Regions from separate parts of the Homo sapiens genome. Here region 2 is linked to region 1. The links are chromatin contacts, found by Hi-C or POLR2A ChIA-PET in ENCODE. All regions are on one chromosome and are shown on one strand. The core of a region is the stretch at or near the end of the contact, and the rest is flanking DNA. Distances in the headings are between cores, read along the strand shown.

The links. Hi-C counts contacts between places; a loop is a spot of excess contacts on that map. ChIA-PET counts read pairs that join two places held with the same protein, here RNA polymerase II (POLR2A). Pooled maps may share reads with other maps.
Region 2: a map of endothelial cell of umbilical vein shows a loop between it and region 1 (8-fold over the local background). The contact joins the promoter of TIE1 here to the enhancer-like site in region 1. A Hi-C loop is called at or near these places in 1 of 168 maps with a recorded cell type or tissue (endothelial cell of umbilical vein) and 3 of 50 pooled maps. POLR2A ChIA-PET finds 5 or more read pairs at or near these places in 3 of 52 experiments (A673, activated naive CD4-positive, alpha-beta T cell and naive thymus-derived CD4-positive, alpha-beta T cell).

Annotation. Positions count from the first base shown.
Region 1 is chr1:43,202,474-43,209,124 of GRCh38, forward strand. CFAP57 (cilia and flagella associated protein 57) reads left to right here. Exons shown (of 23, transcript NM_001378189.1): 10 at 4,247-4,459. It overlaps LOC105378685 (a long non-coding RNA gene), which reads right to left. Exons shown (of 5, transcript XR_007066041.1): 4 at 3,873-3,919. Among named protein-coding and RNA genes, the nearest start is that of CFAP57, 33 kb to the left of the region's middle. RefSeq lists an enhancer at 3,720-4,919. Within about 2 kb of position 4,423, at least 14 of the 41 ENCODE cell types and tissues checked have a DNase peak (open chromatin) inside an H3K27ac peak, as active enhancers do; they include A673 and endothelial cell of umbilical vein, where a contact is called at or near this core.
Region 2 is chr1:43,296,638-43,303,112 of GRCh38, forward strand. It overlaps TIE1 (tyrosine kinase with immunoglobulin like and EGF like domains 1), which reads left to right and starts at 4,345. Exons shown (of 23, transcript NM_005424.5): 1 at 4,345-4,492. The coding sequence starts at 4,435. RefSeq lists a silencer at 4,185-4,284 and an enhancer at 4,315-4,404.

The sequences.
Region 1 (6,651 bases), core at 3,173-5,672:
TATAGACATTAAAAAGATCTGAAAGGGGTCCGGGCGCAGTCACTCACGCCTGTAATCTCAGTACTTCGGGAGGCTGAGGCAGGCGGATCCCTTGAGATCGGGAGTTCGAGACCAGCCTGGCCAACATGGTGAAACTTCATCTCTACTAAAACTACAAAAATCAGCCGGGTGTGGTGGCACACACCTGTAATCCCAGCTACTCAGGAGGCTGAGACAGGAGGATCGCTTGAACCTCGGAGGCGGAGGTTGCAGTGAGCCGAGATTATGCCACTGCACTCTACCTTGGGTAACAGAGTGAGACCCTACCTCAAAAAAAAAACAAAATGAAAAAAAAATTGAAAGGATATTATGAACTTTATGCAAATAAATTTTAATATATAGATGAAACTGACAAATTCCTATAAAAATTGAATCTGTAGGCTGGGCGCAGTGGCTCACACCTGTAATCCCAGCACTTTGGGAGGCTGAGGTGGGCGGATCACGAGGTCAGGAGATGGAGATCATCCTGGATAACACGGTGAAACTCCGTCTCTACTAAAAATACAAAATATTAGCCGAGCATGGTGGTGGGCACCTGTAGTCCCAGCTACTCGGGAGGCTGAGGCAGGAGAATGGCATGAACCTGGGGGATGGAGGTTGCAGTGAGCCGAGATCATGCCAGTGCAGTCTAGCCTGGGCAGCAGAGTGAGACTCTGCCTCAAAACAAAACAAAACAAAACAAAACAAGAAGAATCTGTAACTTAAAACCTTTCTACAAAGAAAACTCTAGGCCCAGATCTTATCACTGGGGAATTTTATCAACATTTAAGGAAAAAAAAATAACACTATCACTAATCTTGAAAAAAACTCTTCTAGAGAATTGGAAAAAGAAGGAATACTTTCCAGTTATGTTCTATGAGGCCAAAATAATTGTGATACCAAAATCTGTCAAAGACACCACAAGAAAAAAAAATAAGCTAGTCTTTTTCATGAGCACAGATAGAAATATATATTTATATATATATTTTAGACGGAGTCTTGCTGTGTCACCAGGCTGGAGTGCAGTGGCACCATCTCGGCTCACTGCAACCTCTGCCTCCTGGGTTCAAACGATTCTCCTGCCTCAGCCTCCTGAGTAGCTGAGATTACAGGTGTGCGCCACCATGCCCAGCTAATTTTTGTATTTTTAGTAGAGACAGGGTTTCACCATTTTGGCCAGGATGGTCTCGATCTCTTCACCTCATGATCCACCTGCCTTGGCCTCCCAAAGTGCTGGGATTACAGGTGTGAGCCACCGTGGCCGGCCAGCTTTCAAGATTTTCTTATCTTTGGCTTTCAACATTTTGTTTTTGATGTGTCTGGATCTAGATTTCTTTGCATTTATCCTACTTGGAGTTTATTGTACTTCTTGGATGTGTAGGTTAATGTTTTTCAACAAATTTGAGATTTTTCAGCATTATTTATTTGAATATTTGTTGTTTTTCTCTCTTCTCCTAGTGCTCTCATTACAGTACCATACGTGGGTGCATTTAATGGATGCCCACATTTCTCTGAAACTCTGTTAATGTTAATTTTTCTTGATTAGTGTTTCTCTCTGTTCTTCCAATTGCACAATCTCTATTGAGCTATTTCAAGTTTGCCAGCTCAAATCTACTGTTGAGCCTTCCAGTGAATTTTTCGTTTTGGTTATTGTACTTTTCAACTCCAGAATTTCCATTTGATTTTTGAACTAATTTCTGTTTTCTTATTATATTCTTTATTTGATGAGGCTTGTCATCCTACCTTCCTTTAATTATTTAAGCGTAGTTTCCTTTAGTTAATTGAACTTATTTGTATTAGCTACTTTGAAGTCTTTGTCCGCAAAATCTACCATCTGGGCCCCTTCAAAGGCAATTTCTATTGCCTGAATGCTTTCTTTCTTTCTTTTTCTTATTGGTTACACTCTTTTTGTTTGTTTGTTTGTTTGTTTATGTTTCAATTTTTTGTTGGCTGAATATTTTAGACAATATATTGTAGCAGTTCTGAATATGTGTCCCCCCAGGGCATTGTTGTTGGTTGGTTGGCTGATTATCTGTTTCGTGACTTGGCTGAGCTAATTCTGTAAAGTCTGTTTCCCCTGTAGTGAGCAGTGTCTCATATCACTACTCAGATCTATTTTTCATCTTTTCTTTTAGCCTGGCTACCTAGGGTTGCCCATGAGTTGCCTAAGCTGCTTATTAGTTACAGATGGTGCATAAACCCCCTTAGACAATTAGGTTTTTACCTTTTACTACCAGATTTATGTGTGGCTTGGAAAATGCTATCACAGTTCAGAGAGTGATGGCTTTTGCATCATGTTCAGCCAGAGACTGGTAGTTTGGATGACCCCTTTCTGATTGTTCATAAGAGGGTACAGCCTTGGGCATGCACAGAGTCTTCCAGGCTGCGAGGGATGAATATGATTTCATTTTTAAGCCTGGCTTCCTAGGAGATGCCCCTGGGTCGGGAGAGCTTAATGTTCCGCATTTGGTAGACTGTTGTGTTTGGTAGGCCCGTTGTGCCAGTGAGACTCTGCCCTATGTTAACGGGTCTTTGTGTAGCTTAGGAGATGCTTTCAAGTTTTCCTCATATCCCACTCTGACTGCACCTGAATCAGTACAGTCTAACACATACACAAGACCTTCCAGCCTCTAGAGTTGTCTGTTATCCCTGAAGGACTCTTCTTCTCTGTCCCTTTCCCTTGTTCTATCAAAATTCCACTCCTCTATATCATTTTGCTTACATCCTGGAGTTATCAGCCTCCTCTTAATCACTTTCCACCAAGATCTCCACTGTTTTAGACAATGCCCATAGGCATGGACTTTTCCATGTTCTATTCCAAATAAAGTCAGCCCCCTCAAGCAGAGCTGTAGAGCTCCCTGTCTTAGCACCTGACTTTCCCACAGACAGAACCTTTGCTCCACTGCACCAGAGCTGGGGCGGGGACCTGCTTTTCCAGGAGTAACATCCTCACTTCTGTGAGTGACACTTGAGGTGTGTGCGTGTGTGTGCACATGCGTGTGTATGTGTGTGTGCACGTATGTAAGCCCCTGGTCTTTTTGGCTTGCCCTTCATGGCTTGGAACTTTCACTCTATAAGCAAACTGGGTCAGGAATCATTAGGGCACAGTTATTCTCAGTATGCTGAGCTTAGAGTGGAGTTTCTTCCAACAAGTGACAATGGGCCGAGGGGAAGAGAGTCTGAGCCCTCTTGGCCACACCTGCTTGGAATAGAGCTTCTGCAACATGGGGCTGGGGTAAGAATAAGAAATCCCAGCAGTTTCCCTTTCCAGACCGAAACCATAGCCCAAGATCAGGAGCTATGGGGAGAGGGAGTCGCTTATCTTGGCCACATCTGCCCAGAGTGCACAGCAGTGAAGTTTCTGGAGCTGAGGCCGTAACAGAGCGAGTCATGGCTTAAATGCAGCAGACTCTGTTCTTACTGGGATTGAGTAGATTTTCTTGAATAAATGTTTTTCCATTTGCTGTATTCCCTGAGGACAATTTCCAGAGACATTTTATTTATTTTATTTTAGACAGGGTCTCACTCTGTCACTGAGGCCAGAGGGCAGAGGTACACTCATAGCTCACTGCAGCCTCAGCCTCCCCAGTTCAAACCATCTTCCTGCCTCAGGCACATGCCACCATGCCCAGCTTATTATTTTTATTTTTATAAAGACAGGGTTTCACTATGTTACCCAGGCTATTCTCAAACTGCTGGGCTCAAGTGATCCTTCCACCTCAGCCTCCCAAAGTGTTGGGACTACAGATGTGATCCACTGCACCCAGCCTTCTAAAGACTTTAAATGATTATTTTTTATCATATTTACCAGTTAACCTACATTGTCAGAGAGAAGGTCAAGTTGAGGTTCTTACCGTGCCATTCCAGAAGTCCACTCTCTCTGTGCTATTTTTGCAAGTTTCTGTGAATACATAATTATTTCAAAAATGTTTTGAAAAAACAGCAATAATTGGTTGGTTCTAGCCTTAAGAAACCTGTAGGATTCAGTCTTTACGTTCATAAAGTGAAAAAGAAATGAGAGTGTTTCATCTTCAGTAATTTGCAAGCGTCATAGAAAACAGAATGTGAACGTTCACAAGAAGCTATGTTTTGTGCTAACAGAAGGGCCTACAGCAGGAAAGGACGTTCTGCTCAGTCTAGTGGAGCACCTAAGGAGTTTGCACCCTTTTCTGTGTTAGGGTGTAAGTGTGTGTACACTCTTCACTGGATATGTCTTCCTCTCCTGCAGATTCGCTCAATTGTGTGGAATGCAGATGATAGCAAACTGATTTCTGGTGGCACAGATGGTGCTGTGTATGAATGGAATCTGTCCACAGGAAAGAGAGAGACAGAATGCGTGCTCAAGTCTTGCAGCTACAACTGTGTTACTGTCTCCCCCGATGCCAAAATTATCTTTGCTGTTGGATCAGACCACACCCTCAAGGAGATTGCAGATTCCTTGGTGAGTCTGCCCCTGCCCCGCCTCTGGGCTGGTGCACGGATCTGCAGGGACAGCTTCCCGTGCTTACAGCACAAAGTATGCACGGAATGAGGGCCTCTGCATACAGGGCCCCTTCTTCCCAAGATAACATCAGGCTCCTCATTCCTTTTAGATTAGCTCAGTTATCGTCACTTCCTGAATTTCCTGCCTAGTTTCCTTCCTGACTGGGTGAAATTGTAAATTGCGGGGCTCTTTTTCATTTCCCTTTTACTTGCTGTCTGTAACTTCTCTCCCACCTTCCAGGCATGGAGGTCATGTCATCTCTAAACTGTACTCTTACCCTTGGTCTGCACTTACATTCCTGGGGTAAAAACCTAACTACGGTATGCACTGAGTAACACCAATGATGGACCACATGGACTGTAAGATTGTAATGCCATAAGATTATAATGCCAAATGTTCACTGTACCTTTTCTGTTTAGATACACAGATATTTTCCATTGCGTCACAGTTGCCTACAGTATTCAGCATAGTCACATGCTGTTCAGGTTTGTAGCCTCGGAGCAGTAGGCTCTACCACATAGCCTAGGTGTATAGTAGGCTGTCGCAGCTAGGTTTGTGTAAATACACTCCGTGATGTTTGCGTGACAAAATAGCCTAACCATGTATCCCATATCAAGCGATGCATGACTGTGCAGTGAGCTGCTCTCACCTAGGCTTGCCACTGTATTCTTTTGAAATCCCCAAACTCTGAAACCGTACAGTTACATTGGGCTCCAAATAGTGAAGGGAAAAGAGAGGAGCTCAGCAAGGATGCATCATACAAACATGGGCTGTGCGCTCCTCCAGCTGGTTCCTCCCACTTTTCCTGTGACTGGTGCCTGGGAAAGTGCGTAGATACCACGGCAGCAAGCTAGCCCAAGGCAGATCTCCCGTGGCTGGAACACAGCTGACAGTATGGTGACTCTCCTGTGTACCCCCGAGTAGCCTGGTCCTAATTCAATGGCAGCTATCAGTGCTGTGCCAGAATAAAGCCCCTTTAGGGCAGGGCCATCTTTTGCTCCTCTTGGCAGCCCTACTAGCTGGCACATTGTGTGGTGCACAGCATTCAATAAATGTGTGTGTAGGCATGAAAAAATGCTCATCATCACTGGCCATCAGAGAAATGCAAATCAAAACCACAGTGAGGTACCATCTCACACCAGTTAGAATGGCAATCATTAAAAAGTCAGGAAACAACAGGTGCTGGAGAGGATGTGGAGAAATAGGAATAATTTTACACTGTTGGTGGGACTGTAAACTAGTTCAACCATTGTGGAAGACAGTGTGGTGATTCCTCAAGGATCTAGAACTAGAAATACCATTTGACCCAGCCATCCCATTACTGAGTATATACCCAAAGGATTATAAATTATGCTGCTATAAAGACACATGCACACGTATGTTTATTGTGGCACTATTCACAATAGCAAAGACTTGGAACCAACCCAAATCAATGATAGACTGGATTAAGAAAATGTGGCGCATATACACCATGGAATACTATGCAGCCATAAAAAAGGATGAGTTCATGTCCTTTGTAGGGACGTGGATGAAGCTGGAAACCATCATTCTCAGCAAACTATCGCAAGGACAGAAAACGAAACACCGCATATTCTCACTCATAGGTGGGCATTGAACAATGAGAGCACTTGGACACAGGGTGGGGAACACCACACAACGGGGCCTGTCGTGGGATGGGGGGAACAGGGAGGGATAGCATTAGGAGATATATCTAATGTAAATGACGAGTTAATGGGTGCAGCACACCAACATGGCACATGTATACATATGTAACAAACCTGCACGTTGTGCACATGTACCCTAGAACTTAAAGTATAACAATAATAATAATAAAAGAAAAAAAAAATATGTGTGTAGGTGGGTGGGTGAATGAGTGCATGAATGAGTGAGGGAATGAAGGGGCGCTCTGATAGTACAGTAGTCCCACCTTACCCACAGTTTCAGTTACCTGTGGTCAACCAAGGTCCAAAAACAGGTGAGTACCATACTGTGAGTAAGATATTTTGAGAGAGAGAAATCACATTCACACAGCTTTTATACAGTATTCTTATAACCGTTCTATTTTATTATTAGGTATTATTTATCTCTTACTGGACCTAATTTATAAATTAAACCATATCATAGTTATGTACGTATAGGAGAAAACCATA
Region 2 (6,475 bases), core at 3,095-5,594, 94 kb after region 1:
AGGCTGGAGTGCAATGGCATGATCTCAGCTCACTGCAACCTCTGCCTCCTGGGTTCAAGCAATTCTTGTGCCTCAGCCTCCCAAGTAGCTGGGACTACAGGCGCGTGCTACCACATCTGGTTAATCTTTTTGTATTTTTAGTAGACATGGGGTTTCACTATGTTGGCCAGGGTGGTCTTGAACTCCTGGCCTCAGGCGATCTGCCTGCCTCGACCTCCCAAAGTGCTGGGATTACAGGCATGAGCCACTGTGCCGGGCCTCTCACTATTTTGAAAAATAATTGCATGGTCACCCATGTAACCCACCCCAGTCTGGCAAGTTTAATTGGGAGAGGTCTCCGTTACTTAGAAGAGTACCAATTTGACACTTTAATTCAGATAGCCCTGACTTCATTTTTGGGGAGCAACTTAGAGAGGTTCATTCTTTCCCCCCTGACTCATCCTCTGTTGATCCAGTCCCGAATTTCACCAGCTTTTTTATGCATAATTTGCATAACAATTTCACCCAAATGGATCTCAACTGAGCATCATTTCTGCAAGAAGACTATGGAGTTTGTCTATAGAGAAAATTAAATCAAATTCATAGACATTTTTAAGAGTCTGTCAAATGTTTCCACATGTATTTACATGTGGTCTAAAACCCTAAGGGCATTGTAAGAAGCCACACAAAAGACCCAAATGAATGTTCTAAGGGGCATAAAGCAGTTTGTTGTCTGAGCCACCTGTTAAGGGAAATGAGTGGAACTTGGAGAGTCAGGCTTTCCTGTCCCTCTTGATCATGACGGTCACTTGGAGAACAGTGAGTCCAACCCGCTGGGGTGGCCACAGGGGATGGACCTTTACTAACATAAAAGAAAAATTTTTTAAAAATTCTTTGAATGGTTTCCAAATGAGCACTCCCTCCAAAGTGGAACTTAATACCACAACAGATATTCACCCTGTGCAAATACAGGTTGAGCACCCCAATCCGAAAATGTGAAATCTGAAATGCTCCCAAATTTGAAACTTTTTGAACACTTTGTGATGCCACAGGTGAAAAATCCACACCTGACCTCATGTGATGGGTCATATATATCATATGAAATATTGTTTAAAATTACCTTCAGGCTATGTGTATAAGGTATGCATGAAACATAAATGAATTCCATATTTAGACCTGGGTCTTATCCCCAAGATATTTCATTATGTATATGAAAATATCCCAAAATTCAGAAAACCTGAAATCTGAACACTTCTTGTCCCTAGCATTTTGGATAAGGGATACTCAACCTGTACATGCAGTATGAATATATATTCCTATTTTTTTCTTTTTTAGGCAAACGCTAACATACAATATACACTTCTGTACCTTCTTTTTATCACTTACTAATTAGTATGTCTTAGAGAGCTTTTAAAAACCAGTATATAGACTTGGAGAGTTTCTTCAACTAATTTCACAGCTGTTATATTTTACTGTATAGCTACATCAAAATTTATTTAACCATTTCCCCATTGATTGACACAGGAATTGGTCCTAATCTTCTGCCATTACATATAATGCTACAATGAATAACCATGACATTTTGTACTGTGGGAGTATATCTGCAGGATAAATTCCCAAGAATGCAATTGTGAGTCAAGGATACGTGTGTTCATGAATTTGACAGATATTCCCAAGTTGCCCTCCATCAGAATTACATCAACATGCCTATATAGAGCATGCCTATTTCCCCACAACCTTGCCAAGACAGTGTGTTATAAAACTCCCAGACTTCTGCCAAACTGATAGTGAGTATGGTAGTGAGGAAGAGTTTTTTTATTTTTATTTTTATTTTTGAGAGGGAGTCTAGCTCTGTCACCCAGGCTGGAGTGCAGTGGCGCGATCTCGGCTCCACTGCAACTTCCACCTCCCGGGTTCAGGCGATTCTCTTACCTCAGCCTTCTGAGTAGCTGGGATTACAGGCACGTGCCACCACGCCCGGCTAATTTTTGTATTTTTGGTAGAGACGGGGTTTCACCACATTGGTCAGGCTGGTCTCGAACTCCTGGCCTCAAGTGATATGCCCGCCTCGGCCTCCCAAAGTGCTGGGATTACGGGTGTGAGCCACTGAGCTTGGCTGTTAAAAAATAAATTACCTTGAGTTGACCTGGCGCCTTGAGTTTAACTCTATCATTATCAATTCAGTTTGTTTTGGGTTTGGAGGTTAACCCTCCAATGTGTAGAACTTCATATTTGCATTATTTTTGGCCTATAACTTTCGAGTGACTGAGACTTCAAGATGTGCATTATGGCTTAAGTCGTCTTATACATCTGCAACAGCAGATGTATACACAACCCACTCAAAATTTGTGTGTGCAGTAATATTTCATTTGGGACATATTGTTTGTAAACTGATGCTATTTAAATTACTTGCAGCATAATCTCAACACATGTAAAAATACTTTTACACTTGTAGGATATTGTTTTATAATACAAATTCTTGTGTACAAACTCCATTAACATTTTATTTATGTACAGATCATTATTACCAGTTTTTGTTTCCCAGTTGAGAGTGGGGAGGGCAGATGGGCTCAGAATCTTTGCATGTGCCAGCATCCTGCAGTCTCAAACTTTTCCATTCAAAGCAAATACCTGTGCCAATATCTGTGTCACTTCCAACAAGAATGAATGCTGCCTAAGTGCTCTCCACACATTTGCAAAATGACATCAGGCCCCCCAGGTCTTCCAAGAACCAAAGGAAAAGTTCCACAAAAGTGAATCCTGCCATACAAACAGTCCCAGCACTTTCCAGCTCCTTTTTCATTCCAGATTCAAAGGTCTGGCACCAGGATGAGCTGAAGTGTAAGGCATCCACCACTCTCCCCCTGCTCCTACTCCCATCCCACCCAAAGCCTTGTCTAGAGAAAGCTCCTCCCAGCCTCAGGCCCAGGAATGGGAATCTCTGTGGGTCACACATCAGTAGGGAGGTCTTTCCCGATCCTTTTCTATGCTACTCCAGGAGTCAAAGCGTCTCCTGGGACTTTTCAGGGCGCTTCAGAAGAGCCCTGGGCCTAAACCAGCTCAACCAAGCTGCAGGGACCCAGCCTCCTGAGAAAAGTGAATGTGAGCCCGGTGCATTCAGAGGAGAATGAAGCCTTCACCCAGAACACACTCTGGGAAGATGTCCCAGGCCCAGGGGGAGGGTTTGTACTACCAGACCTAAGTCACCTAAACTGACACCAAGTCTCATCCATCCCAACCATTCCATTCCGGGTCAGAGGGGTCATCGATTTAACCAGCAAGGCTGCCCATCCAACGGTTGCTCCCTCTGCTCCCTGGAAGGGCCTCCTCGTGGGCGTTCTGTACCTACAGGTCTTGTTCCGTTCTGGGAACTGCCAGTGGTGGCAAGAGGTGGAGCAACGGGTGCCAGGGCAGGGAGAGGTGAGTCTGGGAGGGAAGCAGAGGCAAGATCCATGGGGCTTTAGAGACTTTGCCAAAGCAGTGCGACTGCTCCCAGGTTGTTGTCAGCCGTCAAGAGTGAGTGCACCTCCCTGGGCAGACTTCTGCTGCCCCAGTGCCCAGGAATAGGCAGGGGTTTGCCGCAAAATGAATGACACCTGGCAGACAATAAGCTGAAGCTTTCATTAGCAGCTTAAGCTGAGGACTATCTATGCAACCGATACTCCCTGTGTGCTCCCCGGGACTGCTTAATGTGAGCCCTTGTGGAGCGATTGGCACCAAGAAAGCAAGGACTAAGTCAGAAGTTCAAGTCCCAGCCTTGCCACAGCCTCAGGGTGCCCTCGAGCACAGCAAGCCTCAGTTTTCCCATCTGTACAATGAGAGAGGTACACAAGGTAGACTCGAAGGCTCTTTGTTGCCAGGGCCCTGTGTTCCTTTGAGTGTATGTGCTTCTCAGGCCCACAGAGGTCCTTTGTGTTTCGTATGTGAACTGCTCTCTAGGAAACCCATGTAACTGTCTGTGTCCTGGGGCACATACATGAGGACTCATGTGGGCCGTATTGTGTGTTTGTGCCGGGGGGAGGGGAGACCCCAGAACAATGTCCCCCACCCCACCCCCCTCCTCAATAGGCGGAAGCCACTGGCTTCCTCCCTTTCCTGCCTCCTGCCTCCTTTGTGCCAGCAAGACTGAGTACTGGAGAGAGACAGGGGATGGGAAAAATCAGTCCAGCTGTCCCCAGGTCTGCCCTTACCATAACCTTCCCCCCACCTCAAGTGACTCCTCCCAGGCCACACCCATCCCCAGCCTTGTGGGGGCCAGATTGGGGGGCCTAGAGGCTCAAAGGCAGAATGAGTCCTCCCACCCCCTACCCTGCCACCCCTCCCACCCAAGCCACCTCATTTCCTCTTCCTCCCCAGCACCGACCCACACTGACCAACACAGGCTGAGCAGTCAGGCCCACAGCATCTGACCCCAGGCCCAGCTCGTCCTGGCTGGCCTGGGTCGGCCTCTGGAGTATGGTCTGGCGGGTGCCCCCTTTCTTGCTCCCCATCCTCTTCTTGGCTTCTCATGTGGGTAAGTCTCCCCTGAGTCCCTCACCCCATTTCTAGGCCCCGAGGCCCTGATTTCTACCCAAGAAACCCTATTTTATCATAGAGACAGAAAGTAGGATGATGGTTGCCATGGGCTGCAGGGAGGAAGAAATGGGGAGTTTTGTTTAAAAGGTACAGCGTTTTTACAAGATTTTTACTTGGTTTTACAAGATTAAAAGAGTTATAAACATGGGGCCGGGTGCGGTGGTTCATACCTGTAATCCCAGCACTTTGGATGGCTGAGATGGGAGGATCAATTGAGGCCAGGAGTTCAAGACCAGACTGGTCAACATAGTGAGACCCCGTCTCCATTGTGTTTAGACTTTCGTCTTTTTCAAAAAAAAAAAAAAAGGATGGATGGTGGTGATGGTGGGACAACACTAGGAATGTATTTAATCACATTGGGTTATATGCTGCTTACAAATGGTTAAGATGGCAAAATTTGCCGGGTGTGGTGGCTCACGCCTGTAATCCCGGCACTTTGGGAGGCCGAGCGGGTGGATCACAGGGTCAGGAGATCGAGACCAGCCTGGCAAACATGGTGAAACCCCATCTCTACTAAAAATACAAAAATTAGCCGGGCGTGGTGGCAGGAGCCTGTAATCCCAGCTACTTGGGAGGCTGAGGCAAGAGAATCGCTTGAATCTGGGAGGCAGAGGTTGCAGTGAGCTGAGATCGCGCCACTGCACTCCAGCCTGGGCGACAGAGCAAGACTCATCTAAAAAGAAAAAAAGATGGTAAAATTTATTTTATATGCATTTCACCACAACAAAAAATTTTGGAAAACAAGCCCTATCATCACTGCCATCACTTTGATCCACTAGAAAGTGAGATCAAGGCCAGGAAAACACAGGCAAGTGCTAGAAATCACTGCAACCTGGGATCAGGGGAGGAGTGAGGAGTAGCCGCTGACTGTGTTGGATCTGAGGATCTGTGGAGGGCCATTTTCAGGGGGTGTTCATAGGGTAATTGTGTTGGATTCACTCAGTTGTTCACTGGACAAACATTTATTGAGCACCAACAATATTCCAGGAGTTGTGCTAAGTGCTGGGCCATTAGTTGAGAGGCTGGCAACACCTAGTCTGTACAATGAGATTAAATGATGCCAGCCTCCTATGGTTGTTATGGGGTTTAAATGAGAAAATGATGCAGAGCAGTTGGCACAGTGCACTGTGCTTGGTAAGGATTTCTGAGTAGGTGGCAGCTGATTCCTTCAGTCTGCTGGTCAGCCGATTAGAACACAGAGGCTGCCTTTGAGTGGTTCATGGTCTAGTGCAGAACACAGGACAGGGGAAGAGGGCTAAACAGGGACAGACACAGGAGCTCTAGAGGAGCACTGAGGAGGAGTTCAGCTTACACTGCCTCAGGTAGGAGACAAAAAGGGAATCAAGGAAGATTTCACTAAGAGGGGTGGTCTTCATTCCAGGCAGCCAGAACATAAAAAATGCAAGTCTCAGAGGCATGGAGGTGCATGGGAGAGAAGGTGCCTGTTAGGAACACAACAGGAGGGATAGCGTGGGAGCATCACGGGGCTTAGGAGCACGAACATTATCCTGAGGGCAATAGGGAGCCATGGGAGGTCACAGGCAAGAAAGTCACAAGGTCAGGTTTGGTCTTAGATCACCGTGGAGGATGAGTTGCAGAAGGAGGGGCTGTGGCTGTTGGGATGGTCTAGGTGAGTAAGGATGAGGGCTGAACAAAGGCAGGCTGGGGGGGTGGGGATGAAGTCAAGAAGCGTTCAGGAAACAATGTGCAGAATTCTATGACTGATGAGGCAGGCAGCACAGTGCTCAGAGATGTGGACTTTAGAATCAGACAACCTGGCCCTGCCACTCACTAATTGTATGACCTTGGGCAAGTTACTTAACTTCTCTGAGCCTCCCTTTCCTGGCTATAAAACAGGGATAATAACATCCACCTCCCAGGATAGCTGGGATGGTAAAATGAAACAATATCAGTAAAGTGC